Regions from separate parts of the Homo sapiens genome. Here region 2 is linked to region 1. Evidence: chromatin loops called from intact Hi-C (ENCODE). Cell type or tissue: gastrocnemius medialis. All regions are shown on one strand. Links, peaks and the distances in the headings refer to the core of each region. The heading gives the core; the rest is flanking DNA. Region 1 overlaps GOLGA8A (golgin A8 family member A). Region 2 overlaps SLC12A6 (solute carrier family 12 member 6).

What was found. A loop is a pair of places that touch in the nucleus more often than their neighbours do. Peaks named below come from ENCODE experiments on the same cell type or tissue, not always from the same donor. Only the 100,000 strongest peaks of a DNase experiment are listed, where the experiment ranks them.
Region 2: a loop joins it to region 1, with 2.6 times the contacts of the local background. A loop is called at or near these places in 2 of 110 quality-filtered maps.

What each region holds. Positions count from the first base shown.
Region 1 is chr15:34,367,718-34,383,799 of GRCh38, forward strand. GOLGA8A (golgin A8 family member A) reads right to left here. Exons shown (of 25, transcript NM_181077.5): 18 at 16,029-16,082; 19 at 15,724-15,811; 20 at 15,080-15,336; 21 at 14,669-14,812; 22 at 14,434-14,534; 23 at 14,251-14,351; 24 at 13,984-14,139; 25 at 11,351-13,896. The coding sequence ends at 13,694. MIR1233-1 (microRNA 1233-1) reads right to left here and starts at 14,433; the gene lies at 14,352-14,433. It also overlaps the pseudogene ACTG1P15. RefSeq lists enhancers at 1-634, 234-523, 1,979-2,038. In gastrocnemius medialis, for the core only: no CTCF peak of the experiment used is centred there; no DNase peak of the experiment used is centred there.
Region 2 is chr15:34,262,478-34,275,500 of GRCh38, forward strand. SLC12A6 (solute carrier family 12 member 6) reads right to left here. Exons shown (of 26, transcript NM_001365088.1): 3 at 12,868-12,912. Among named protein-coding and RNA genes, the nearest start is that of EMC4, 44 kb to the left of the region's middle. In gastrocnemius medialis, for the core only: no CTCF peak of the experiment used is centred there; a DNase peak (open chromatin) is centred at 9,224; H3K27ac peaks cover 243 bases.

The DNA of each region.
Region 1 (16,082 bases), core at 3,757-11,756:
CACTTGCGTCCTCTGGCGGCTGCATGGCGCCCCGCAACTCTCCACCTCCGCGTCCTGCCTGTGCTAGGCAGGGCCGCCTTTACTGGTGTGAGGGTTGCTTGAACCCTTGAGGCGCCAGGAATCCCTAGTACACTGACGCATGTGCTTCCCATGAGCCCGACAAGGTCTGGCAGGGGAGAGGCAGTGGTTCCTGATCTCTGTCACTCTCTGGGTGAACGCAGAGGACACAGTAGTAATTCCCCTCACCCACAAGCTCCAAGCTACCCTAGAAAACAAATTGTTTAGCCTCAGGCCATCGTTTGAGATCAGGGACCAGGGAATTAAGTGGACTCTGAGATCCATTGCCATGACAAAAGGGGTAAGAGTCTCATTGCTTGAGGAAAGAATACGCCTTAAGTTCACTTTATGTCTTCTGCCCATTGCATGGCAGTTAGGGGAGCTGAAGGAAGAAAGTGAAAGAAAAAGAGACCTCTCATAACCAAGAGTGTTTGCCGCCACTGGCTTCTCCTTTAAACCAAACTCCAAATTAATCTGCTCCAGGAAATTTTCTGAGCCCAGGCTGAGAGGGTTGAAGGCTCATGCATCCTACTGAGACCAAGGAGCTGCACTGGGATGTTTTTGTATATAACACAGAGGTCCCAACACAAATACATCATTTCCACATTTTATTTTTGTATAGATAGGGTCTCGCTATATTGCCCAGGCTGGTCTCGAACTCCTAGCCTCAAGTGAGCCTCCCACCTCGGCCTTCCAAACTGTTGGGACTACAGGTAGTGAGCCGCCATGTACAACCCAAACCTTTTTTTTTTAAGCAGATGATTTCAGCTTTCTCACCAGAACCGAGAAAGTACAACTGCATGTATTAGTCTCCCTTGCCTTGCCTTTGGGGAGAAGTTTGTGTGTGTGTGTGTGTGTGTGTGTGTGTGTGTGTGTGTGTGTGTGTTTGTCTTTTGTTGTTGTTGTTTTGGGACGGAGTCGCGCTCTTGCTCTGTTGCCCAGGCTGGAGTGCAATGGCGTGATCTCAGCTCGCTGCAACCTCCGTCTCCCGGCTCCAAGCAATTCTCCTGCCTCAGCCTCCTGAGTAGCTAGGATTATAGGCGGGCACCACCACACCCGGCTAATTTTTGTATTTTTAGTAGAGACGGGGTTTCATCATATTGGTTAGGCTGGTCTCGAACTCCTCACCTCATGATCCACTCGCCTCAGCCTCCCAAAGTGCTGGGATTACAGGCGTGAGCCACCGCACCTGGCGGTTTTTTTTTTTTCTTTTTGAGATGGAGTTTCACTTTTGTTGCACAGGCTGGAGTGCAATGGCACAATCTCGGTTCACTGTATCCTCCGCCTCCCGGGTCAAGCGATTCTCCTGCCTCAGCCACCTGAGCAGCTGGGATTACAGGTGCCTGCCACCATGCCTGGCTAATTTTTTTTTTTTTTTTTTTTGTATTTTTAGTAGAGATGGGGTTTCACCATGTTGGCCAGGCTGGTTTCGAACTCATGACCTCAGGTGATCCACTTGCCTCTGCCAAAGTGCTGGGATTACAGGCGTGAGCCACCACGCCCAGCCTAGAAGGAGGTTTAAGGACTAAGATAATGTTCATAAGGTGGGAGACAGGGAAAGATGAGAGTGTAGGGAAGTTTAAATTTTTCCCTTGAATGTTTGATAATTTGAGTCTATAAAACAAACTGATTACATAGATTAAAGGGAAAAGAGGCCTACGCATTTTTTTTTTTTTTTTTTTTTTTGAGACGGAGTCTCGCTCTGTCGCTCAGGCTGGAGTGCAGTGGCACGATCTCAGCTCACTGCAACCTCCACTTCCCGGGTCACGCGATTCTCCTGCCTCAGCCTCCTGAGTAGCTGGGACTGCAGGTGCACGTCGCCATGCCTGGCTAATTTTTTTTTTTTTTTTTTGGTATTTCTAGTAGAGACAGAGTTTCGCCATGTTAGGCAGGCTGGTCTTGAACTCCTGACCTCAGGTGATCCGCCCGCCTCGGCCTCCCAAAGTGCTGGGATTACAGGTGTGAGCCACTGGGTCCGGTCTCCTACAAATTTTATTTGATGCACGCATGTGTGTGGGAGTCATACAAAATATAAAAACTCAAAGAAATGCCCAATGGTTGCTTTTATACCACCTTGAGGTTACAGAAAGAATGAGAGCTTGCATCTGGGCAAAACAGGTTATGGTGGCAAGACAGGTTATGGGAGGGGGAGAAGAAGAGGCCTGGCCAGCAAAGACGGTCTTGGTGAACAAATGAAATCTCACAGACAGTAGCCTTTAGAAGGAATAGGTGGTAAAGGTTTCTGTTAGACCTTTTAAGATGTCAGACTCTCAGTTAATCTTTCCTAAATCTGGACAAGGGAGAGCACCAGAGAAAGCCTTTCTGCATCGATGCAGATTCTCTGCAGATGCAGATCTCCCCCACAAAAGACAGCTTTGCAGGCTTTCTGAACAGTCATCTCAAAATACATCAAATTCAGAATGAAAATTTTTGGTGCTCTTCAAGAGCAATAAATACTATGAAAACCCAACTACAGGGGTAGAGTTTTGATAATCAAATATTTGCCGGTGTCAGTCATCCAGGATGAACTAAGAAGTTCATTTCTATGAATGAGTCATGAAAGCATCCACATTTCCCCTTTTTCTAGCCCCTCACCAAACTATTATGATGGCCTTTCTGCAGGCAGTCTGAGAAGGGGCAACCCAGTTGTAAAGAATAACGTTGAGAAATTGATCATCTCTGGTAGCATCTGTCACTCCCTTGAAAATATCCACCAGGCTAGACAGGTTTCTCCTCCACCTGACCCCTGTATCTGTATCAGTCACCATTACCTGGGAGTACTGGAGACAATGACATATCAATGGAATTCTGGATTATTGGATACCATTAATCTTCTGTTGGAAGGGGGAACCAGACAGAAGCCAGAAGTTACTTCTGTCTAGACTCCCTCCCAACCTCCCATGTTTTATAGCCTCAAAGAAGGCAGTCAGCATTCTCAGCATTCTTTTCTTCTTTTTCTTCTTCTCTTCCTCCTTCACCTCCTCCTCCCCTTCTTCCTCCTCCTTTCCCTTCTCCTCCTCCCCTTCCCCCTCCCTCTTCTTCCTTCTTCCTTCTTTCTTCTCCTCCTCCTCTTCATCCCCTCCCTCCTCCTTTCCCCCTCCTCCTTTTCCTCCTCTTCTCCTCATCCTCCCTCTCCTCCCCTCCTCTCCTTCCTCACTTCCCTTCTCCTCCTCCCCCTCCCCCTCCCTCCTCTTCTTCCTTCTTCCGTCTTTTCTTCTTCTCCTCCTCCTCCTCTCCGTCCCCTCTCTCCTTTCTCTCCTCCTCCTTTTCCTCCTCTTCTCCTCCTCATCCTCCCTCTCCTCCCCTCCTCCTCTTCCTCCTCCTCATCCTCCCTCTCCTCCCCTCCTCCCCTCCTCCTCTTCCTCTTCTCCCCTTCCCTTCCTCCTCCTTCTCTTCCCCCACTTCCTACCTCTCCTACTCCTCTTCCCCCATCTCCTCTTCCTTCTCCTTCTCCCCCTCTCCTCCCCCTCCCATCTCCTTCTCCTCCCCCCACCTCCTTCTCCTCCTCCTTCTTCTTTTAAATAGAGGCAGGGTCTTGCTTTGTTCGTCTTAAACTCCTGGGCTCAAGCAATCATTCTGCCTCAGCCTCCCAAAGTGCTGGGATTACAGGTGTGAGCCACTACTGGTGGCCCGTCCTTTTTAAATTTTTAATTTTATTAATCTTATTTTCATTTCTTTTTAATAGAGATAGGGTCTCACTATGTTGACCAGACTGGTCTGGAACTCCTGGTCTCAAGCAGTCCTTCTGCCTCAGCCTCCCAAAGTGCTAGGATTACAGGTGTGAGCCACCACACTAGGACAAGATTTATTTCTGTTATGAACTGAATGTTTGTGTCTCTCTTCCCCCAGTTCATATGTTGAAGCCCTAGACCCCAATGTGATGGCTATTTGAAGGTGGAGTCTTTGGGAGATAATTGGGTCTAGATTAGATCATGAGGGTAGGACCCTTATGATGGGATTAGTGCCCTTAAAAGAAGAGAGAGAGGGAGAGGGAGAGAGGGAGAGAGGGAGGGAGGGAGAGAGAGAGAGAGAGAGAGAAAGAAAGAAAGAAAGAGATCTTTCTTTCCATGAGTACATATGGAGGAAACGACATGTGAGCACACAGTGAGAAGACAGCTGTCTACATATCAGAAAGTTGGCTCTCACCAGACAACGAATCTGCAGGCATCTTGATCTTGGACTTCCCAGCCCCTAGAACTGTGATAAATAAATTTCTGTTGTTTAAGCCACCCAGTTGATGGCATCTTATTACAGCAGCCTGAGAAGATTAAGACAATTTCTTAAAGGTTCTTAGAGACGATTCCATAGCTTTCTTTTATCTCTTATTTAAAGGAGGGCAGGTTTCTGTACATCTTGTGTTTTCCAAGATAGTTCCAATAATTTTATAATTTCATTTTTTTTCAATTAAGGCAATTCATACATGCATAGTTACACATAATTTTACTTTTATGACTTTAATATTGTATTTTTTTAATGTGCACTTTTATTGAACTGGTCTCAAGTCAGTGTACAGGTAACCCCTTGCTACTTTCACACCTCCATCCAATCCCAGGGAGACCAAAAGCCTTCATACACCTCAAGTTTAGGGACAAAAAGTGTGGCCACAATGGCTCATTCAAAATAAAACAAAATAGGCCAGACGCAGTGGCTCATGCCTGTAATCCCAGCACTTTGGGAGGCCAAGGCAGGCTGATCACTTGAGCTCAGGAATTTGAGACCAGCATAGGCAATATGGTGAAAACCCATCTTTACCAAAAATACAAAAAACTAGCCAAGCAGGGTGGTGCACTTCTGTGGTCTCAGCTACTCGGGAGGCTAAGGTGGGAGGATTACTTGAGCTGGGGAGCTGGAGGTTGCAGTGAGCTGAGATCGCCTCACTGCATTCCAGCCTGGGTGACAGAGTGAGACCCTGTCTCAAAAAAGAGTAAAAACAAAACAAAAACAAAATACAAAGTTATTAAGGCTAAGATTTAAAACATTTTGCATTATGTAATTTGCATGAAAGCAATGCTATCACCTCCCCTGTGTGGACTTAGGAGAGGACTGGGCCATTTTCCTTAGATAGAAGTGGAGTGGCTTTTGGGAGGGCAAAGGAACTTCCTGTAACAATACATTTCATGATATTTGCAATGACTATTAAAAAAAAAAGAACAGGCCTGGCGTCGTGGCTCATGCCTGTAATCCTAGCATTTTGTAAGGCTGAGGCAGACACATCACCTGAGCCCAGGAGTTTCAGACCAGCCTGGGCAACATAGTGAGACCCCTTTTCTACAAAAGATAGAAAAATTAGCAAGGCACGGTGGTGTGCACTGTAGTCCCAGTTATTTGGGAAGCTGAGGTGGGAGGATCACCTGAGCCCTGGAGGTTGAGGTTGCAGCGAGCTGTGATTGGGCCACTGCACTACAGCCTTGGTGACAGAGTGAGACCCTCAGAGTGAGGCCCTGTCTCAAAATAAATAAATAAAATAAAAATTAAAAATAACTATGTACAATCCAAGTTCTTGGCCACATTGTAGAACTTTGGGGGATGCTCATTCCAACAGACTGTTGTCACTTTCACTGTTCCAGTTTGTAAATCCTGAATCATCAAGCCAAAAAAAAAAAAACCAAAAAAAAAAGAAACCCCAAACCAAAACAGAACCCGAAACCAATCAAACAAACAAACACTCCCCAAAAAACAAATAAAGCCATGCCAATCTCATCTTGTTTTCTATGCAAGTTAGGTTTTTGTTAAGAAAGGGTATAACACAACTAAGTAACAGTCTGCTTAGAAGCATTTGCAGTAGAAGATGGGGGCGAGAGAAGTGGGACTCGTATTCCTGCCTGCTGATCCACATCTGCTGGAAGGTGGACAGCGAGGCCAGGATGGAGCCAATGATACACATGGAGTATTTGCACTCAGCAGGAGCAATAATCTTGATCTTCATCATGCTGGGAGCCAGGGCAGTGATCTCCTTTTGCATCCTGTTGGGCGATGCCAGGGTACATGGTGGTGCCGCTGGACAGCACTGCATTGGCGTACAGGCCTTTATGGATGTCCACGTCACACTTCATGATGGAGTTGAAGGTAGTTTCATGGATGTCACGGGTTCCATGCCCAGGAAGGAAGGCTGGAGGAGAGGCCAGGGCAGTGGAACTACTTGTTGCAGATGTCGATGACCTGGCTCTGGAGCAGCTTGTAGCTCTTCTCCAGGGAGAAGCTGGAGGACATGGTGGCCATCTCCTACTTGAAGTCCAGGGCAATGTAGCGCAGCTTCTTCTTGATGTCACGCATGATTTCCTGCTGGGCCGTGGTGGTGAAGCTGTAGCCACGCTCGGTGAGGATCTTCGTGAAGTAGTCAGTCAGGTCCCAGCCAGCCAGGTCCAGACATAGGATGGCACTGGGGAGGGTGTACCCCTTGTAGTTTGGTAGTGTGGGTGACCCCATCACTGGAGTCCATCGCAATGCCAGTGGTACAACCAGAGGCATACAGCAACAGCACAGCATGGATGGCACATATATGGCAGGGGTGTTGAAGGTCTCAAACATGATCTGGGTCATCTTCTCGCAGTTGGCCTTGGGGTTCAGAAGAGCCTCAGTCAGCAGCATGGGATGTTCCTCAGGAGCCATGTGCAGCTTGTTGTAGAAGGTGTGGTTCCAGATCTCCATGTCGTCCTAGTTGGTGATGATGCTGTGCTGGATGTGGTATTTCAGGATCAGGATGCCTTTCTTGCTCTGGGCCTTGTCACCCACATAAGAGTCCTTCTGAGCCATGCCTGCTGTCATGTACTGGTTCCGTGGGCACCCCGTGATGGAAGGCAAGATACCCTGGGGGGCATTGTCACTGCAAGTGTGAAGATATCATCATTCATGGGGAGCTGGCACCAAGTTTGGACTGGTGGAGGAGTGTCGAGCGTGAGGGTCTGTGCTTGGGGCAGATACAGTCTTGGTCTAATATTTTAACATAAATTAACCATATCAGAAAGAGTTATTAAACTTAGGACTCAAACCTATGGAGTAATAATTTAATACTATAATTAAATTAAACACAATCACATACACCTAACCCTCAACGATATACAGAGAAAGTTTTGATACTAATTTTCAATTCTTTATCTCTATGAAGCTGATGAAAAATTCTTAGGCAGTGTGCCTGGTGTGGGATTTTGTAAACCAAAAATAATATTCTAGGCTTCCCAATCAACTGAATAGACCTATCCTCTCAGCCAAGGGCATTCCAAAATTAACCTGAAAAACTAGTTCAGACCATGATGAGATGCAGGAGATGGGGCATGACTTATTTACACTCTCCTGTCTTTGGAATGCAGGCATGGGTGACCAGCATTAACATTAAAATAGAGATCTTAAGAATAAAACAGACTTCCTGTAGCAATAAGACACCAAATTCCAGCCTGACTAAAATAAATCGAATATATATATATATACATATATGTAAAACACTTTGATTTCTTACATATATATTATTATTATATATATTTTGTTATTTTTTTGAGATGAAGTCTCACTCTGTTGCCAGTTCGGAGTGCAGTGGTGCGATCTCAGCTCACTGCAACCTCTGACTCCATGGTTCAAGCTATTTTCCTGCCTCAGCCGACCAAGTAGCTGGGATTACAAGCACACACCACCACGCCCAGCTAATTTTTGTATTTTTAGTAGAGATGGGGTTTCACCATGTTGGCCAGGATGGCCTTGATCTCCTGACCTCATGATCTGCCCACTTTGGCCTCCCAAAGTACTGGGATTACAGGCATAAGCCACCGTGCCCAGCCCCAAAATATATTTCTTTCAGAGATATATATATATATATATATATATATATATTATATATTATATAATGTGTGTGTGTGTGTGTGTGTGTGTGTGTGTATATTTTTTGATACAGAGTCTGTTACCCAGGCTGGAGTGCAGTGATGTGATCTTGGCTCATTGCCACCTCTGCCTCCTGAGTTCAAGCAATTCTAGTACTTTAGTTTCCCAAGTAGCTGGGATTACAGGCGTGTATCACCATGCCCAACTAATTTTTGTATTTTTAGTAGAGATGAGGTTTTGCCCTGTTTGCGAGGCTGGTCTTGAACTCCTGGCCTCAAGTGATCCACCCACCTTGGCCTCCCAAAATGCTGGGATTACAGACAAGAGCTACCATGCCCAGCCTTCTTTGATATATTTTGAAATGGTCCTGCAAAGCTTTCTCTCATTGGGAAAATGTATATTCTATAGAGAATCCTTGATTCTTTCCTGATCCAGGAAGGAATTAACTGAGTCTGACACCTTTTTGGGTCTGATAAATGTCAGGCCTGTGAGCCCAAGCTAAGCCATCATATCCCCAGTGACCTGCACGTATACATCCAGATGGCCTGAAGCAACTGAAGATCCACGAAAGAAGTGAAAATAGCCTTAACTGATGACATTCCATCATTGTGATTTGTTTCTGCCCCACCCTAACTGATCAATGTACTTTGTAGTCTCCCCCACCCTTGAGAAGGTTCTTTGTAATTCTCCCCACCCTTAAGAATGTACTTTGTGAGATCCACCCCTGCCCGCAAAACATTGCTCCTAACTCCACCGCCTATCCCAAAACCTGTAAGAACTAATGATAATCCACCACCCTTTGCTGACTACTTTTTTGGACTCAGCCCGCCTACACCCAGGTGAAATAAACAGCCTTGTTGCTCACACAAAGCCTGTTTGGTGGTCTCTTCATATGGACACGAGAGACAATAAGAGCTCTGAGGCCTGCTACCTGAAGGTTTCATATGCATGATAAAGCCTTGATCTCCACAACCCCTTATCTTAACCCAGACCTTCCTTTGTACTGATTCCAGGTCTTTAGATAATAAACTCTTTCTCTTTTTGGTAGAAGATAGCTTAAAAAACACACACTCCAAAAAACTTCTTTCAACCAATTGTCAGTTAGAAAATCTTTGAATCCACCTATGACCTGGAAGGAACCACCCCTCGCCCCCTCTAGTTGTCCCACCTTTCCTGACCGAACCAATGTACATCTTACATGTATTGAGTGATGTCTTATGTTTCCCTGAAATGTATAAAACCCAGCTGTAGCCCAACTATCCTGGGCACATGTTCTCTAGATCTACTGCGGCTGTCTCATGGGCCATTGGTCACTCATATCTGGCTCAGAATAAATCTCTTCAAATATTTTATAGAGTTTGACCTTTTCATCAATAACCTCTATTCTTTTATCATTTGTTTTCCTCATCTTTTGTGTGTCCTGCAATGTCCTTGCTTCTTGCCACTCCTTCCCTGGTTGTTACTTCATTGTATTATCAGAGGAGTTTGAACCAGAGTGACTCCATCTTGAATAGGGGCTGGGTAAAATAAGGCTAACAACTACTGGGCTGCATTCCCAGGTGGATAGGTATTCTTGGTCACAGGATGAGATAGAAGGTCAGCATAAGGTACACGTCACAAAGACCTTGTTGACAAAAGGGTATGGTAAAGAAGATGGACAAAACCCACCAAAACCAAGGTGGCAACAAAAGTGACCTCTGGTTGTCCTCACTGCTCATTATACACTAATTACAATGGATTAGCATGCTAAAAGAGACACTCACCAGCACATGACAGTTTACAGATGCCATGGCAATGTCAGGAAGTTATCCTATATGGTCTAAAAACGGGAGGAACCCTCATTTCCACAAATTGCCCACCTCTTCCCCAGAAAACTTATAATCCACCCCTTGTTTAACATATAATCAAGAAGTAACTATAAGTATAATCAGTTGAGCAGCCCATGCTGCTGCTCTGTCTATGGAGTAGCCATTCTTCATTCCTTTACTTTCTTAATAAACTTGCTTTCACTTTAGTCTATGGACTCACCCTGAATTCTTGCTTGGGTGAGATCCAAAAGCCCTCTCTTGGGGTCTGGATCAGGATCCCTTTCTGGTAATGTCTTCTGGTTGAACCACGAAGGGACAATATTGAGGAAACCTCTGACCCAAAGAAAACAGCAATACCAATTGGCCGACTTTGAGTAAGAGGAGGGGTACATTTAACGTGGGTAAAGGATGGAATTGGGTTAGAGGCCCAACTTAGGAGGGTTAGAGTCCCTACTAAGACAGAGTTAAAGGCCTCCTTAATAAAAGGCAAGGACACTTGACCAAACTTGGGTTAGAGGCCCAACTTAGGAAGGTTAGAGCCCTTCCTAAGATTCAGGGGGTTACAGGTTAGAGGTCCCTCTCAGTAAAGTCCCTCTTGGTTAAAAATGGATTTGGAATTATGGGATGTTATCTGCTATTCTCTTTGGATTAATCTGCCTTGCACTGTTTGCTGATGGCTGTGGGTGACAGGATTAGGCATGTACAGGATCACCAGATGTGGGAGCATTTTTCTCCCTAAAGTGGGAAAGATGAGAGCTGATGGGACTGTTGGAAGAGCTCCCTTCATTACTGAAAAGCAGGTGCCTGAACTTTTGATTCAGCGTCGCTGCAATGGGTGGGTCTTTCTCTGGCCTCCCGGAGCTATGTACCCTGCCACAGACAATGCTTTTCTCCCCTTTTCTCCTTTCTCTTTTCTATCTTTTCTGTTACTCAGAGCCAACTGTCTGCTGTTTCATCTTGCCCAGAGACCACATGTTGAAACTCCTGGTTGGAAGATCATTGTACCCCACTTTTCTTTTTAGCATATAATCAAGAAGTAACTAAGTATAATCAGTTGAGCAGCTGATGCCGCTGCTTTGTCTTTGGAGTAGCCATTCTTTACTCCTTTACTTTTTTTTTTCTTTTTTGAGACGGAGTTTTTGCTTTTGTCACCCAGGCTGGAGTGCAGTGGCACTCTTGACTCATTGCAACCTCCACCTCCCAGGTTCAAGCAATTCTCCTGCCTCGGCCTCCTGAGTAGCTGGAATTACAGGCACCCACCACCACACCCAGCTAATTTTTGTATTTTTAGTAGAGACGGAGTTTCACTCTGTTGGCCAGGCTGGTCTCGAACTCCTGACCTCAGGTGATCTGCCCACCTCGGCCTCCCAAAGTGCTGGGATTACAGGCTTGAGCCACCGTGCTCCATGATAACTTTTCAGAAAACTTTTTTCTACTTTTTGCCACAACTTTTTTACATTTTTATCCGATAACTTTTTCACCCCAAAACTTTTTTAATCCCATACCTTTTTTATGTTGTGTTCTTTCAATAAACACTTGCATAGTTATACTACATTTTTGTAACAATGAAACAGATTATCTCATGCCAAGCATGCCCAGTATTTGCACAATATCAATACTTTTAATACTATAGTTTTCAAGACACGCAAAATAAAATTTTAAGGCAAAAACAGCACTTTGCAACAATTTAAAAATTTATTGCATTACAGTAGCATCACATCAGCAGTCAATAATGCCACTTTAAGCAAAAGTCTTTCAGTATTTCCGTTACACATTCTGTTAACAAGAACTCATACATTGGTAAAATTCATTCTAAGAAAACTTGGCAAATAACGCTTTGGCCTGGAATTGGCATTTCTTTCTCTACTTTTCCTTCCCACCATTTCTTCCTTTTAAACTACAGGATTTATATTTTAAAATGTTTTATTTCAGAACATTAAGATAGCAGTTACATTTTTTAATATTTATATTATTTTAAAATGACTCTTTAAGATACAGTTTTAAACCCATGGGCTAGAAATCATACGACTGTTAATTAGCCGCATTATTTGGTCTAACATTTTTTATCATTCTGAAACTGGATTTGTGTAATACATTGATAAATTCATACAATTTGGAAGAGTCAGTTGAAGTTACAAGGACCCAATATCTGCCCTCTTTCAGTGAATGCCGGCAAATCTGTTATTCCATTGGCAAAATCGTATTGCTGCTCTCCTGTTAATCTCACATTTATAAAAGGATCATGAGGCTGCCAAGTGCTAAAAATGGAGATGGTCTAGTAACTAGAAAACTCCCCACCCCAGGGAGCACACCTACATATCTCCCTACAACCTAATAATGTGATGTGTTTTGGAACACAGACATTAGAACTTCATGAAGTTTTAACTGTTGATTCTTTCCCAAGCATCATCAAGTTATGATTTAGGCAATGTATGATTGAAATGCATTCATTCATCATGCATAGGCACAATCACAGAAATATTGCACAAAGTATGTCCCTGACTGAAAATGAGAGGTACAAAAACGTATTTCACTCTTCGTAAAGAAGTTTGTGAGGAAATACAACTCTGCGATCGTATAGACATGTTTCCTGATAATACAGACATTCACAAACAGTAGATTGCACCACAGTGTGTAAACATTTTAAGTTGCATAAACTTCTCCTTGATTTTCAAAGATAATATAATACTGTCTACTAAAATTCCTTTTTGTTTCAACTAAGTACTCTCACATATATTAGTTTATAATAATGTTTGTTATTACTTTCTAAAGTGTTTTCCACTCAAGGAAAAGAAGTAAATTCCTATGTCAGAGTAACCGAGGTGGTTGAAGAATAGGTATTAGCCAGAGAGGTCTAGATAGTAAAATCAAACTTCAAGCCTCAAAGAAGCTCCATGAACAGAGAGGAATGCCAGGTGTCACACAGCTTTCCTTCACTCTAATTCATTCTTGACTAGAGCCTGTATGCCTGTTTCAGAGACATTTAAACTCTTAAAGGATTTCTTATGATCTTCACTAAATACATTAAGAAGAATGCCAACCAGCGCCCTTTCGTGTACTGGGACAGGTAGTCATGTGATTAAAACAGGGAACACGAACTCTGACTTTAAAATGTATTGTAGATACAAATGCTCTAAGCTAGGAAAGGTTTTTCACACCCACAGCCAATGATGGCAGCCTTTCATTCCTCGGAAATAAGCCCTTTTTAGGTCACTGAAAAAGAGTGCAACTGCTGCAGCTCACGATGCAATATCTTCATGAGCCCAGAGCACATACAAATCCAAAGGGAACTGCCACAGTACACTGCTCATTCTTGGCACCGGAACAGATGAAACACACTGTATCCTGCACATACCTGCCAGAGCAGGCCACTTTCCTCTTCTGTGAGATTTAGAAAGCTCCCCCAAAAGGTTATCACTCCCATCACCAATACACAGAAAATGGAGGAAAGGCTGTTTCCAGTTCTCGGCCTTTAAACAGCTCTAAATGTCAGTACTCACAGTGGCATATTACAAAGTAATAAACAGTGCACACTTGAGGGCAAACCGCATATTGAGCTATAGAAGAGCTCACTGTGATTAAGATGAGATCAAACATCATAGCAGAACATTAGCAAATTTTATCTGAATTCTGTAATGGACATCCATGCTGCAATAACATTAGAAAAGCACGGGAGCCTATTCCAAACCAGCGAGAACAGTTTTGTGCAAAGAGTGGGTCTTTGTGTGTTTGAACTCCCACCACGTAAGGGCAAACTCGATATGCATGCTAATGACCTACAATTATGAAATGAAAAAAGAAAAATGCTGAAGGATGCCAGAGTGAACATCAGTGAGAGCCACAGAGACCCACTCTCTTTTAACTTTTTACAAATAAACTTAAACTATAAATTAGAAACACAAATAATCATGAGTAGCTCTAACATTCAAATGAAGTAAATGAATTGTGTAGGAGATTAACCCCATAACTTTGTTTCGTTTTTAAAAATTTCTTGAGCAGCTCTTTGATGATGGTGGTGTTTATCTCCTTCTTCTCGGCAGCCAAGCCCAGCAAAAGCATGGCACACAGCAGTTGCTGCCCAAGCCTGGGTGCTCCTGGTGGTCCTGCATCTCACCAAGGAGCTGCACGACTGGCTGTGCAGTAGGGTTGTCCTGGGAAGAACCCTCCCTGGCTTCTCCTTGTGCAGGCTCCACGCTGTTGGTGAGGCTCGCCTCACAAAGATCTTTGGAGAGAGGGAGGCGGGGATCTGAGTGGAGTGCTAGCCGCCCCCCGCTCCTGCCTGCTCACCCCGCCTGGGGGCTCTACTCACCACCATGCTTGTCGGCAGCCCCGAGCTCCTGGGGGGCTGGGGCTCCTGGACTGGGTTCAGCAGCAGGGTTCCGGGCAGCGGCCAGGAATTTGCCGTGCCCCTCGCTGTAGCTGCCACAAGCCGCAACACCATCTCCTGCAGCTCCAGCAGCTTCACCTGAAGGGACGGGTGCTCAGCTGTCAGGCCGCTGCTGGCGCCCACCCTCATGCCCACCCCACCCACACCCCCACCCCACCCCCACCCCCACAGGGATGTTGCACACCCTACCTTCCTCTCCTCCTTGTCCTGGGCCAGCCTGATGATGGCCTCCTCCCGGTGACGCATCTTTGGCACTGTCCCCTGGCTCTGTTAGAAGGCGATGTACTTTCCTGCGGGAGGACAGGGCTCAGACGCTGGGGCCCCTCCCATAGCCCTGCAGCTCCCCCTGCCGTGCCCTGGCCTCCCACTCACTGATGGCATCTCTCTCTCCGGTACTGGATGAATCCAAGTTCCAGTTTCTCCACATGCTCCCTCAGGTCCGCCTTCTCCTCCAGGAGGTCCATAAGGCCGCTCTGGAGCCAAAATAATGGGGTCACATCTCAGCAGCGACCTGCCCCAGCCCTGCCCTTCTTGGCCCATGCTAGGACTCACTCCCCTCCAGCTTCTCCATGACTTCCTGCAGGGCCCGGAGGGTCTCCCCACTCACAGACTCGCCCCCAGTCCCTGAGGCTGGGACTGCTGCCTCTGGCTCCTTCTCGGCCGAGGTGAGCGTCTCCATCACCTGGCCCAGCTTCTCCTGCAGCTCCTTTACTTGCTGCTCCAACTGCAGTGCGCTCTTGTTCTCGTGCTTCTGGACAGAGAGAAGCAATCAGCAGCCACCCACTGCAGCTGGAGACCCCAGAACTTGGTGTCTGCCTCCCATGGCACCGGGAAGGGTGGAGCCAAGTTAGAAAAATACTCTCCTCTCTCCCACAGCCACCAGAGCAAAGCTCTGGCTCACAGGTGCCTTTGGAAGTAATATTTCATGTGAGGGCTACACTGCCCCATTTTACAGGTGGGGAAACAAAGGCCTGGAGGGCTAGGGAGGAGGGCAGGCTCCCCAGGTGGGGCAACCCACCAGCTCCTCCAAGTCGCTCTGTGGCTCGGCCAGCTGCTGAAGCCTCTTCTCCCGTTCCCGAAGCCTCTCCTGCTGCTCCTGAAGCCTCTCCTCCTGCTCGCGAAGCCTCTCCTTTTGCCCACGGTTCAGGAGACTGATGCACTGATTGTTTTCCACCTGAGCCTGGAGCTCTCCTGCCACTCTCTCCAGCTCCTTCCTCAGGTCTTGCAGCTCCACCTCAGAGGACACTGCTGGGGCATCCGGGGGCAGTGGCTCAGCTGAGAAAGGAAGCAGATCATAAGGGCCTCTGGATTCTCAAAACAAAAATCAAAACAGAAAAAACAACAAAACACCCTCCTGTTGGCGCACAGCTCCTCTCAGGCTCCCAAACTTGGCTTCACTGCTAACGATCCCTCGCACCCGGATGGTAGCCAGTCTTCCAAACCACTTTCAGATAGAGAGCACTGCGGGTGGCTGACAACGGGCCCTCTTTGCTCATGGGGACACTGAGGCTCAGGGAGATGACAAGACTTGTCTCCTGGCACAGACCTCTTTCCCTCTGCCTCAAAGCCCTGCCATCCACCCACCTCCCTGGGGCACTCTAAGCCACCCCCACAGCCCTCTGATGCCAGTCCTGCTCCCAGGTCATGCCAGCCCCATCTTACCCATCTGGTTTTTGAGTCTGGACAAGCTCCTCTCCAGCTCCTCTACCCGATGCGTATCATGCTTCTTCTCCTCCTTCAATGTGCAAACCTGCCCAAAGCACAGGGGGAAAGGGCCCTGGAGAGAGGGGCTGGTGGCTGGACAGGCTCCCATCTCCCTCTCTGCCCCCACCTCCACAAAGCCCAGACCCAGGACCACCTCTGGCTGCACTATTCCCATTTTAAAGAGGCCCAGAAAGATCCAGTGACCTATCTTAAGTTGTTGGTGGGGGGGGGGTGGGGCGGGAGGCTGAAGGGTCAGATCTCACCTCCTGCGACATTTTCCTCATCCTCTGCTGCCACTGGGCCCTCTCTCCTTTTAT
Region 2 (13,023 bases), core at 5,024-13,023, 100 kb before region 1:
CCAAACACAGGTACAAAGAAGGCTGTAATACTGTGGCCCTCCACGCTCTGCCAGTGGAGGGCAGCTACCCCACGCGACGGGAAGCAGCAGCGGGCGGGAGCAGGGGCGACAGGACAGACAGAGCTGTTAACATGCCGCCATCCATGGGGCTGCAGATGGTGGGACTAAAAGAGCTATTAGCACACGGTAACACCCCCTCTGAGGTTTCAGGGTTGCGGACACCCGTCTGGGCGCCACCATGTTCCCCTCAGTGTGACATGCCTGGTCCAGCAGCAATCCCTACATACAGCCCGCTTCTGTCTCACTGCTTGGAGCAGCCAGCTGGACACTGCACTCGCTCACTCCCTCACCCCCTCCCACCAGTGCGCAATTGCCACGGCTGCAGGATCTGCATTGGAGCGCAAGCCAGGCATAGCCCAGCAGGATGAATAGACAGGGCATCTCTTCTGGTGAGCTCGGGCCTGAGCAAAGCCTGGGCATGGATGTTGCTGGCTGGAGGTCTCTGGCTGGCAAAGTGGCCAAGAAAAATCCTGTGTCACTATGCTTCCTACTTGGGTGAAAGGATTACCCATACCCCAATCCTCAGCATCATGCAATATACACATGTAACAAACCTGTACATGTACCCTCTAAATCCAAAATAAAAGTTGAAAAAAAATAGGGCAGGCATGGTGGCTCATGCCTGTAATCCTAGAACTTTGGGAGGCCCAGGTGGGAGACTGCTAGAGTCCAGGAGTTCTGGACCAGCCTGGGCAACATTGAGACCCTGCCTCAACAAAAAAAATTAAAAAATTAGCAGGGCATGGTGGTGCATGCTTATAGTTCTAGCTATTCAGGCAGGAGGATTCCTTGAGCCCAGGAGTTCAAGACTGCAAGTAAGCTGTGACTGATCCACTGCACTCCAGCCTGGGCAACAGGGTGAGACCCTGTCTCGGGGCAGGTTTGTGGGGGAGTTGAAAAAAGAAAAAAAATTATGTCATTTAACTATTATTTTTGTACAAACCCTTCCACATTTTTTTTTAATGTTAAAAGAGGCATCTGACAAAAATTCGGTGAAAGAGCTATGAGGAAAAAAAGGAGACCAGGCCCATAAGACAGCAAACTTTATTTGAGCACTTCCTTAACTTTGTTTCATTATTATGCAAAAGTTATATAATTACAGAGTCTGGAAGGAGAGAAGAGAAAAAAAAACATAAATGCTATTAAAAGCCAAGATTTTCAATACTGGGGAAATAAATACCAATATAAAAATTAAAGAATTAAAAACCCTATAAGCTTAAATGTATAAGGATGGGCTTGAGAAACAGTCAATAAACTATCAAAATTACTGGGTCACATCAAAGGGCACAGAGCCAAACTGAAGGGGTTCCCAATGCCCCAAAATGGAATAATACAAACATTAAAAATAAATAATGTGATGGATTGAAATGCAAATTTATGAAATACTCAAAATGATATTCTGAAAAAGTCACCTTTGCGGGGTTAAGGAAACAACACATGACTCTGAAAAATGACATTAATAAATAGAAAAAAAAAAATGGAAAGAAGTAAGCAATCATCTTGCCTTTCTTGTGCCAACTGTATTTCAGGGTAACCAATAATTAAAAGAAAATTTCTTCCTTATAGAAGCATTCCAGCTAATTAATGATAGATGGAATGACAGAAAAAAATCACTAATAAAATAACAGATTTAGGCAACGATAATCAATGGTTGTTAAAACCATTAGGTGAAAGGCTGAGGCAAAACTTTACAATGGATGGATCAGGCTGATCTGGAGCCTGCTTATCAGCTTTAACATCTCTGAAGGTATGACAACACAATCTCCTGTAATACAATGAAAAATACACTGTACAAGCTATGATGTATTCTTTCCAAAAGAATGGAAGTTGAATCTAATCAAGCCTCGAAATCTAACTATCAGTTCAAGGAAAACACAAAGGAGGAATATGTTAAACATTAGAAGGATCTAATCACCAAATTCAGAATGTGAGAAATTTTACAAGATGATCTGACTTCTTCAGCAAATAAATGGCATAAACTTAAAAGGTGAACTTTTATAGATAAAAGAGACTTAAAAGACATATCAACTAATTGCAAATGAACATTGTTAGGATCCTGACTCAACACATCAAAGGTAAAAAGGCATTTTTGAAACAAAAAATAAGAGAAAATATATCACTCTTTTTTTTAAAAAGGGCAAGTAAAATCATATGATGTCTGGAATTTTCTTTAAAACAGTTTAGGGAAAAATTAGGTAGGGTCTTCAAAACAGATTTGTAACATTGATGAAGCTGGGTGATGCATTCATAAAAGTTCATTATGCTATTCTACTTTTCTGTACCTTTGATATTTTCAGTAACAAAAAGTTATAAATAGAAAAATGTAATTCTTTTCCTCTTCTTAATGGCTCCAGAAAATTCTAAAGAGTATAGCTTAGGCTGGGTGCAGTGGCTCATGCCTGTAATCCCAACACTTTAGGAGGCCGAGGCGGGCGAATCACGAGGTCAGGAGATTGAGACCATCCTGGCTAACACGGTGAAACCCTGTCTCTACTAAAAAATACAAAAAATTAGCCGGGCGTGGTGGCAGCCGCCTGTAGTCCCAGCTACTTGGGAGGCTGAGGCAGGAGAATGGCATAAACCCAGGAGGCGGAGCTTGCAGTGAGCCGAGATCGTGCCACTGCACTCCAGCCTGGGCGACAGAGCGAGACTCCGTCTCAAAAAAAAGAGTATAGCTTAAAATTATCACCACTTCTGAGTAATTCATTTATTCAACTAATATTTATTAAATTCCTAGGATGTACTGGATACTGTTCTGGGTCCTAGAGATATAGCAGTGGACATGGCAGTTAAAGACCCTGCCTTTACTGTGCATATACTGAAGTTACAGAAGACAGAAAGTAAGTAAAAACAACAACAGCAATTAAAAAAAAAAAAACAAACAAAAAAGACAAAATAAAAACAAAAAAACCCAAAAAGAATTTCAAGAAGTGGTAAGTTCAAGGAAGAAAATCAAATAGGTACTGGGAGAGACTGTGACTAGGGAGGGGAATGACGACTTCATGTAAGATCATTGGTGTGCTGATAACAGCCTCTAAAGAATTAAAACAAATCCGACTTACAGTACTTGACAATTTCTGTGGTATAAATACTCACACATGGCCATTTTCAAACTACTAATGTGAAGACAATGAACCTGGTTTTGGGAAGAGATTTGCATTAACTGGCTCTTGTGAGCTGGTATAAGCTGGCTGCAGCACACTCCTGGCATAGGATAGTAAGGAAAAGCCTACATTTCAGGCAGAGGGAACACAGCAATTTTAAAAGATCCTAAAGCAGAACCAATTCAAGTGAATTCATAAAGCAGAAAGGACAATATAGCTAAAGGACAGTGAGGAAAGGAGAGCATATTTAGAAAGACAGAAAGGAGCCAGACCACGTAAGTTAGTTAATGGATAGATTTTCCAAAGGAGAGAGTAATGTGAGAGTGTGCTAATAGTTCATTTGGGAAGCAGGGGTAATACAGAAAGCTTTTTTTTTTTTTTTTTTTTTTAAGAAGAGATTATAAAGAAGCAGAAAAAGTGGGACAAATAATTTAGGATGGCACAATGGTCCAAGCATATCAATAAAACCAGTAATGTAAATAGACTAAGACAAAGATTGACAGACTGGATTAAACAATAAAATCTAGACATATACTATTTATAAGAGATATAAGGACATACAAAAGCTGAACATTAAGAAAACATTAAGGAAAGAGATATATCAGGCAAATACTAACCAAAAGAAAGCTGATATAATTTTATTAGTATCAGATAAATTTATGAGAAACATTTTATTAGGTATTAGAAGGTAACCACATAATAACAAAAGGTTTAATCCACCAAGAAGGCATGACAGTTTTGTTTATACCACATAATAACAAAAGGTTTAATCCACCAAGAAGTCATGCCAATTTTATTTATCATTATTATTATTTTTTGAGACAGGGTCTCACTCTTACGCCCAGGCTGGAGTACAGTGGTGCGATCACAGCTCACTGCAGCCTCAGCCTCCTGGGCCCAAGAGATCCTCCCACCTCAGCCTCCCAAGTAGCTAGGACTACAGGCTTATGCCACCATGAAGAGCTAATTTTTGGATTTTTTGTAGAGATGAGGTTTTGCTATGTTGCCTCGTATTCCTAGACTCAAGCCATCAGCCTGCCTCAACCTCCCAAAGTGCTGGGATTACAGGTGTGAGCCACCGGGCCTGGCTGGCACAACAATTTTAGACATACATCTATTGTTTAGTTATTATTATTATTTTGCTCAACAAATTACCTCCAAATTTATTGGCATTTTAAACAACACAGTTTATCATCTATTTGTTTGGGTTGGATTTTTAAAAGTCTGACAATCTGTCTTTTCAACTGCCAAGTTTAGTCCATCAACCTTAGTGATTAATATATTTAGACAGGGTTCTAACATCTTTTTATTTGTTTTTTCTCTATGACTCATTCTCATCCTCTATCTCTCCCACTCTTTGGATTTTCTGGTTTGTTTTTCCTTAATGACATTTTCCCCTCTAGTTTCCATTCTCTATTTCTGTTCTTTCAGCAATTACCCTTGAAATTTTACTATATATCTTAAATTGTTAAATAAGTTTAAACAATTGCTTGACATCCTCCTGAACAACACGAAGACTTTCTAATACTTCAATTCCAATTTTCTCCTCCTGACTTACCTAATATTGGTGTCCAACGTTCCCAGTAGTCTCTTTTTAAAAAAAAAAAAAACTCCATAAATAAGATATTAGAGTTGTTTTATTGAGACAACACTGATTTGAGTCGATGTACAAGTTTACTAGTTCATTTATTCACTACTCTTTCTTACATTTCAGACTACTAGTCTTCTAGGATCATTTTATTCTTTCTTGAGGTATATTCCTTAGAATTCCTTTAGGTTTCTCAAACTCAGCACTATGGAATTTTGGAGCAAATAATTACTGTGAGGGACTGTCCTGTGCACTGTAGAATATTTAAGAGCATCCCTGGCCTCTACTCATTAGATGCCAGTAGCACCTCCAGTAGTGACTGTCAGAGATGTCTCCAGGCTGGGCGCAGCAGCCCTCTCCTGTAATCCCAGCTCTTTGGGAGGCCATGGCAGGAGGACTGCTTGAGGGCAGGAGTTTGAGACTAGCATGAGCAACATTGTGAGACCTTGTCTCTACAAAATTTTTGTGTACACTTATTTGTGTTTTCTGGCTTGTAACTTTGTGTTTTGGTACTGAGAATTCTTCTGTCATTCTGTTGTTCCTTTGATGAACTGTCCTTTCTCTCTGGCTGCTTTCAAGATCTTTTCTTAGATTTTCTGCAGTTTCATTAAGATGTATCTAGGTGTAGTTCTTTTTGTTTACGCTATTTACCTACTACTAAGCTACTGTTTAATTTCTTTTTTATATCTATATATATTTTTTCTTTTCTAGAATTTCCATTTATTTTCCTTCTCTTTAAACAGTCTTTTATTCCTGAGGAGTTTGCTCATCTTCCTAACTGCATCCTCTACTGATTTAAACATTTAATAGAATTTTGTATCCCAGACTCAGGACCATGTCATTTCTCTTGAGGGTTATGGAAGTAAGAGTTCAACATACTACCTCTCTGCTATTCAATAACCTTACAATGATGCTGTTACAAAAATCTGGCATGAGACAATCCTGTCCCATTCTGCTACCTGCTGTCCAAGCCACCTCCTAGCAGCTCTGGCTTGCCTTGTCTTATTATCATCAGACAGTCTGGATCCTGGCTGTTTCTGGCCCACCTTCCATTTGCTTGCTTACTTTTTTTAGAAAGGTAGAAGAATATCCCTGGAGATTTTTGTCTACATTTTATGAGACCAATGATGCCTCCAACCAATAATGTCCTACTCATGGTCTACTTGTGGTAGTGTTGTGCAATGGGAGGCTCCCAAAGAGTTCCTGGTCAATCATGGCTTGTGGACAGTCATGAAAGGTCAAGGCTTTCCAAGGCAAGAAATGAAGCATTCATCAAGTGTGGTTATACCAAAAGGCATGAAATTAGAAGTGATTATATTGAAAGGCAAGGATTAATTTTTGGCTTGAATATCTTGGTGGGAAACCATGCTGCTTTAGAGTTCAGCCTTCAAAAGTTTAGGTCACTGTTGTGACCCCAAGAAATACCAGATGGAATGGAACTTCTAGTTTCTGAGTAGCAAATAATCTTTACTCTGCAGGAACTAAGAACCAAATCCATATTCCAGGGCTCTTTTAGGATTATTCAGAATCCTAAAATGACTCCTTTGAAGGATCCCCACTGAGACTGGCCTCAGTAATGGTTTGCATTACATCACCTGTCAGATTACTATTATGTTTCTTTTTTTCTTTCTTTCTTTTTTTTTTTGAGACGGAGTCTTGCTCTGTTGCCCAGTCTGCAGTGCAGTGGCACAATCTCAGCAGACTGCGACCTCCGCCTCCAGGGTTCAAGCAATTCTCCTACCTCAGCCTCCCGAGTAGCTGGAATTATAGGCGCCTGCCACCATGCCTGGCTAATTTTTTGTATTTTTAGTAGACATGGGGTTTTGCCATGTTGGCCAGGCTGGTCTTGAACTCCTGACCTCAGGTGATCCACCCACCTCAGCCTCCCAAACTGCTGGGATTACAGGTGTGAGCCACTGCGCCCAGACACTATTATGTTTCTTTTTTCTCATTTTACTATCTAAATAATGCTGACATTTTTGGGAAACTTACTGGTGTTTCACTGCATAATTCAAATGAAAACTGATAGGATAATTCTACTAAATATTTCAGATTTCTGTTTTTCATGGCATATTTTTTTTTTGTAAACAGAAAAAAGGTATACCAAAGGTCTTACTCTTTATATAAACACTTTACTGTTGTGATGTTATTACTTCTATAATGTTGCATTTGTCAATTACCACTTATACTATAATTTGGGCCCTAGATAAATCTCAAGTTACTCCTTTAGCTTCCTGATCTTGTCAAATGGCCTTTGCTAGTCTGAGTTAGGCAAGAGAGCAGTAGGTGTACCTAATTTCCCTTGGCACAGGTTTGGGTTTGTACTATGTGACTATGTGAATCTGAAAGGTTATCCCAAATGCTACATGTTTTTGATTTTATACTTTGTTTTGCCATTGATGTGTTAAGGAAACCATGTCATTTGTCCTGGAGAGTTTCTGATGGTCTGGGTTTTGATCATGGCATCCATGTGATGCTGTTTAACATGCTCTTTTTTTTTTTGTAATTCCTATAAATTGGTAGTTGAATCTAAAAGCTTAATCACATTCAGTACTTCTAGGAGGGTAGGGAGGAAAACTACTTCACAGTGGTATTATGAACTGCCAGGAGGTACATGTCATTGTCATCTGGTTGTCTTTCCTTTTGAGATATTAGCAATTGTTGATGAGTAATGCCTAGCTCCATTAATTTATGAGAGGTCACCAAATGGTAATATTCTCATTCTATTATTGTTCCTTCATTTATTAGCTAGAATACCTCTATAAAAAGAGACATTTCCTTTAATCTACTATTTGATTACCAAGTGGTTCAGTTAAAAACAGGACGAATAATTCTTTCCCTTTACTGACCAGTTCTCAGAATAATTGGTTCACTAAATACTCCAATGGTGACCAGTTAGTTGTGGGTTTTGTTTTGTTTTAGAGACAGGGTATCACTCTGTCGCGGAGTACAGTGGCACCATCACAGCTTACTGTAGCCTCCAGAGTAGCTAGGACTACAGGTGTGTGCCACCATGCCAGGCTAATTATTTTTTGCTTTTTTGTAGAGATGGGTTCTTGCAATGTTGCCCAGTCTGATCTTGAACCCCTGGCCTCAAGTAATCCTCCTACCTCCCTCCTCAGCCTCCTAAAGTGCTGGGACTACAGGCGTGTGCCATTGTGCCTGGCTCATTTTTTAAATTATCATTATGAACTCATAAACTTAAATACTGGGTTTTTACTGTATTAGCCCTTCCTCATGCTGCTATGAAGAAATACCCAAGACTGGGTAATTTATAAAGAAAAGAGGTTTGGCTGAGCACAATGGCTCACACCTCTAATCCCAGCACTTTGGGAGGACGAGACAGGCGGATCACTTGAGGCTTGGAGTTTGAGACTAGACTGGACAACATGGTGAAACCCCGTCTCCACTGAAAATACAAAAATTAGCCAGGTGTGATGGTGGGTCCCTGTAATCCCAGCCACTTGGGAGGCTGAGGAAGGAGAATCACTTGAACCTGGGAGATGGAGGTTGCAGTAAGCCGAGATCATGCCACTGTACTCCAGCCTGGGTGACAGAGCAAGATTCCATCTCAAAAAACAAAACAAAACAAAACAAAAAACAAAAAAAAAAAAAAGAGAGAGAGAAAAGAGGTTTAATTGACTCCAAGTTCAGCATGGCTAGGGAAGCCTCAGGAAACTTATAATCATGGTGGAAGGCCCCTCTTCACAGGGCAGCAGGAGAGAGAATGAGTGCAAGGAGGGGAAATGCGTGATGCTTATAAAACCATCAGATCTCATGAGACTCACTCACAATCATAAGAACATAGAGGAAACCGCCCCCATGATTGTTACCTCCCACAAAACGTGAGGATTATGGGAATTACAAGTCAAGATGAGTGGGGGGAGACACAGCCAAACCATATCAGGTATGTTTCAAATCAAATGCTTTTTCAACCTCTATTAAGATTATTATACAATATTTTTCTTTTAATTTGTTAACATAGTGAATTATATAAATTAACTTTCAATATTAAACCAACCATGGATTTCTAGCAGAAACTCAACTTGATGAGGGGATAATTTAAAAAAATATGTTGCCCGATTCAGATTGCAAATATTTCGTTCAGGATTGTAGATATGTTCCTAAGTAAGGTTGGCCTATACTTTTTTTTTTTTTTAATCTCATGTTGCCATTCTTAAGTTTTGGTTATCAAGGTTGCAAAAGCCTCAAAACTGAGGTAGTAGTTACTTGGTTTTCTATTCCTTATGAGAGACTGACTGCAGAAGACTCGAATTATTTTTCCTTGGATGCCTGATAAAACTTTTAATAATGCCAGGACCCATGGCTTGTTTGCTTGCTAGCTTTCTAAAAATTTTTTTAAGTGCAAAGCTACACACACACACACACACACACACACAGAAAAGTTCATAAATCACAGGTGTACAGCTTGATTATTACAACAGCAGTTTCACCCTCCCGTATATCTCCTCAGCCTGACCCTGAGTTTTGCAAGAGACCCGATGAGTCAGTGGGAACAGTAGATACATTAAAATAACTGTGCCCTGTTGACAGTAAAAACATTTAGAAGGACTGGAAAGGGCTTTTATATATCCAATTCAACAGCAAAGGTCTGAAAGATGTTATTACAAATTCAATTAAGCAGGCAAGGCAATTGAACCAGTTTTTCACCTACCAGGCCAAATTATCCTAAACAAGGTTTTTAGGGAGAGCTGGGAAGATTTTCTTTTTTTTTCTTTTTCTTTTTTTGTTTTTGTTTTTTTTGAGACAGAGTCTCACTCTGCCGCCCAGGCTAGAATGCAGTGGTGCGATCTTGGCTCACTGCAACCTCCACCTCCTGGTTCAAGCGATTCTCCTGCCTCAGCCTCCCAAGTAGCTGGGACTACAGGCACCCGCCACCATGCCCGGCCAATTTTTTTTAAGTAGACATGGGGTTTCACCATCTTGGCTAGGCTGGTCTCGAACTCCTGACCTTGCGATCCACTTGCTTTGGCCTCCCAAAGTGCTGGGATTACAGGCGTGGTGAACCACGGCGCCTGGTTGGAAGATTTTCATTCAACCTTATAATGCCTTTTCTGAGTAACTTATCAGATGGTTAGAAAATACAACAAAAAAAATCTTTCAGTCTTTTGCAAACTCATGAATTTCTTTTAATTAAACCAGACTTTTAAAGGTTTTGAGGCTACAGCTAAAACAAAGATACTTAAGACAGAAGACAGAAGAGGATAGTTCTTCAGAGCATGAGAAAAAAGGAAAATATGATCTGACTCCATGAATCTAGGAGAGAGAACTCAGGCTGGCAGGATGGACATACCTGATAATCTGGCCAGAAGACTGGATGAATCCTCAGGTTGGCTAAAAATTGAATGCAACTGTAGGCTGCCAAATGAGATTAATGTTTGAAGCAGTCTCTTTGCAAATACTATTAGAATTTTTTGGCTAATAATGACTAAGATAACTCTTCCTTCATAATCAAAGTTACTTATTTTTGCCTACAGTTCCCCAGGTATCCTTTACTGCAGGTGATTAGCTGGGAACAAAATCCAGCTTAGTAATACTAGAACTGTATCAACTTTTGACTGTCCATTTCACTAGCTAAGCTGCCTCCATTGTACATGTGTTCCTGATAATGAACTATTCTCAAACATCTCTGCCTGTCATGTATGTATCAGGGACAGAAACACTTTCATAGTTTAGAGGAAAGATGTTCTTTTCATGGTCTGGCAAAATTTTTCAATGAAAGTTTAATCGTTCCTGATCCAAATATAAAATTTTTATATACAGAAGACTAATTTTGAGCAATGTATAGAAACTATCCAATATAAAAGTATAAAAAAGTGGCCGGGAGTGGTGGCTCATGCCTGTAATCCCAGCACTTTGAGAGGCCACAGTGGGTGGGTCACCTGAGGTCAGTAGTTCGAGACCAGCCTGACCAATAGGGCGAAACCTTGACTCTACTAAAAATACAAAAATGAGCCAGGCGCTGTGGCGTGCACCTGTAGTCCCAGCTACTCAGGAGGCTGAGGCCAGAGAACTGCTTGAATCTGAGAGGTGGAGGTTGCAGTGAGCCAAGATCGTGCCACCGCACTCCAGCCTGGGTGACAGATCAAGACTCCATCTCAAAAAAACCAAAAACCAAAAAAACAAAAAACCTCTAACATCACACGGTCAGGACCTTGGTGATCAGATTTGTATATTTATGTCAAACCATTTACTTAACAAATATATACTGAGTGCCTAGGATGTCAGGTACTGTTTCAGCATATAAACTCACTAAAGGAATGAGGGCTATGGTCTCATAAACTCTTCTCATTAACCCAAGGACTATCCTAAGTCTTTAATATAGAAAGAACGAAAAAGGAGTATCCCAGTTTCTTCAACTAATCCTCTGAAGTTTTTACTTTCCCTACTTTGGACTTTTTGATAGCTTATTTTTCCATAGCTGCTTTACACATATTTAAACAGCTAAAAGCTCAGCAGGGATCAAAATAAGCCTCAAATCAAAGCATACATAGACACACAAGTGTTAAATACCAAATAATATACTAAAAATTACTTAACCTCACTTACACTGAAGGAAGTATAAATAAAAAACTAGAGATGCCATTTTCACCTATTAGGTAAAGAAACTATTTTAAGATTAATAATACCTGTTTTTTTTTTTATTATAGAGAGTCAAGCATTACTCCATACTGGTGAGAGTTTAAGCTGATGTATCTTTTTAAACATGTACATATCTTTTGAGTAAGGAATTCCACTGTTAGGAATTTACCCTACAAATATACTGGCATTAAGACTGATATATCTATCTTATATACTGGATATAAGTATAAGATATTCATTGCAACACAACTTACAACAGTAACACACTTGGAAATACATGCTCATGAGTAGGAAACTGGCTGAATAAAATTATAGTGCAGGAGCACAATGAAATACTCTTCCATCACAAACAAAGGAATGAAGCAGAACTTTATGTACTAAGATGTCCAAGGTAAAATGTTAAGTAAAAAGAAGCAGTCTGTATAATAGAACAGTCCATTTACTATAACACCATTGATATAAAAAGGAAAAGATAGTCATATATAATACAAAAATTTATAATTAAAAATTTCTAGAAGAATTCCCAAGAAACTGTCAACAGCAAGTACTTTTAAGAGGTGGAAATGAGGTGGTAAGAAGAAGAGATACTTTTACTTTCTTTATATATGCCTTTTGTTTGAGCTGAATGCCTCATCAGGGTATGTTTCTTTTTACACTTTGAAAATTTATCAGTCCTGAGGTCTTGTGAAATTCCTGTCAAGGCCGGGTGCAGTGGCTCACACCTGTAATCCCAGCATTTTGGGAGGCAGAGGTGGGCGGATCACGAGGTCAGGAGATGGAGACCATCCTGGCCGACATGGTGAAACCCTGTCTGTACTAAAAATACAAAAATTAGCTGGGTGTGGTGGCGGGCGCCTGTAGTCCCAGCTACTTGGGAGGCTGAGGCAGGAGAATGGCATGAACCTGGGAGGCGGAGCTTGCAGTGAGTGGAGATCGCACCACTGCACTCCAGCCTGGTGACAGAGCGAGACACTGTCTCAAAAAAAAAAAGAGAAATTCTTGTCAAATTATGCACTTACTTTAAAGAAGTGGTACCCAGAGGAAGTAAATTCATTTCCATAATTTGTTTCATAGATAAGGAACTGGAACACCAAATTCTAAGGACTGCTTAAGGACATACTGTTTATGAAGTACTTTCAATAATTAAAAAGGGGATCAAAAGGCCAAGAAAAGTAATAAAAAGGGAAAATTAGCTGCAAAGTCAGATATTACAAAGCTATTATAATATCTTCTTTTCCAAATTATCTTTAAAAAATTCTAGTTCTTAGATTTTTTTTAACCATAAACCATGCAAAATTACTTTTTAATTTAACTGAGTCTTAGTAATCAATTATAGAAGTAGTTTCCTAAAACTTGGCAAGTTGGGAATAGAAACAGCAGGAAAAAAGTTGTTGGGTGGGAAGTAGAAAAGGAGGGGATAGAAAATAGAATCAGAGAAGGGAGTAATGTCTGTTAGGATAAATGAGTTAAGGGTGACTTTGGATAAAGTCAATCCCCACAGTAATACTATACCTAACAGTTGGCTGTGTTCCCCTGTGATGGAGTTCTGACTCAGGTCTGAAAAACAAACAATTGAAAAGAAAAGAAAAAAATGAATGATCAAAACAAATAATTTCTTTAAAATCAGCAACAAAAGTCAACCAAGGAAATAAGCAAAAAAATTTAAAA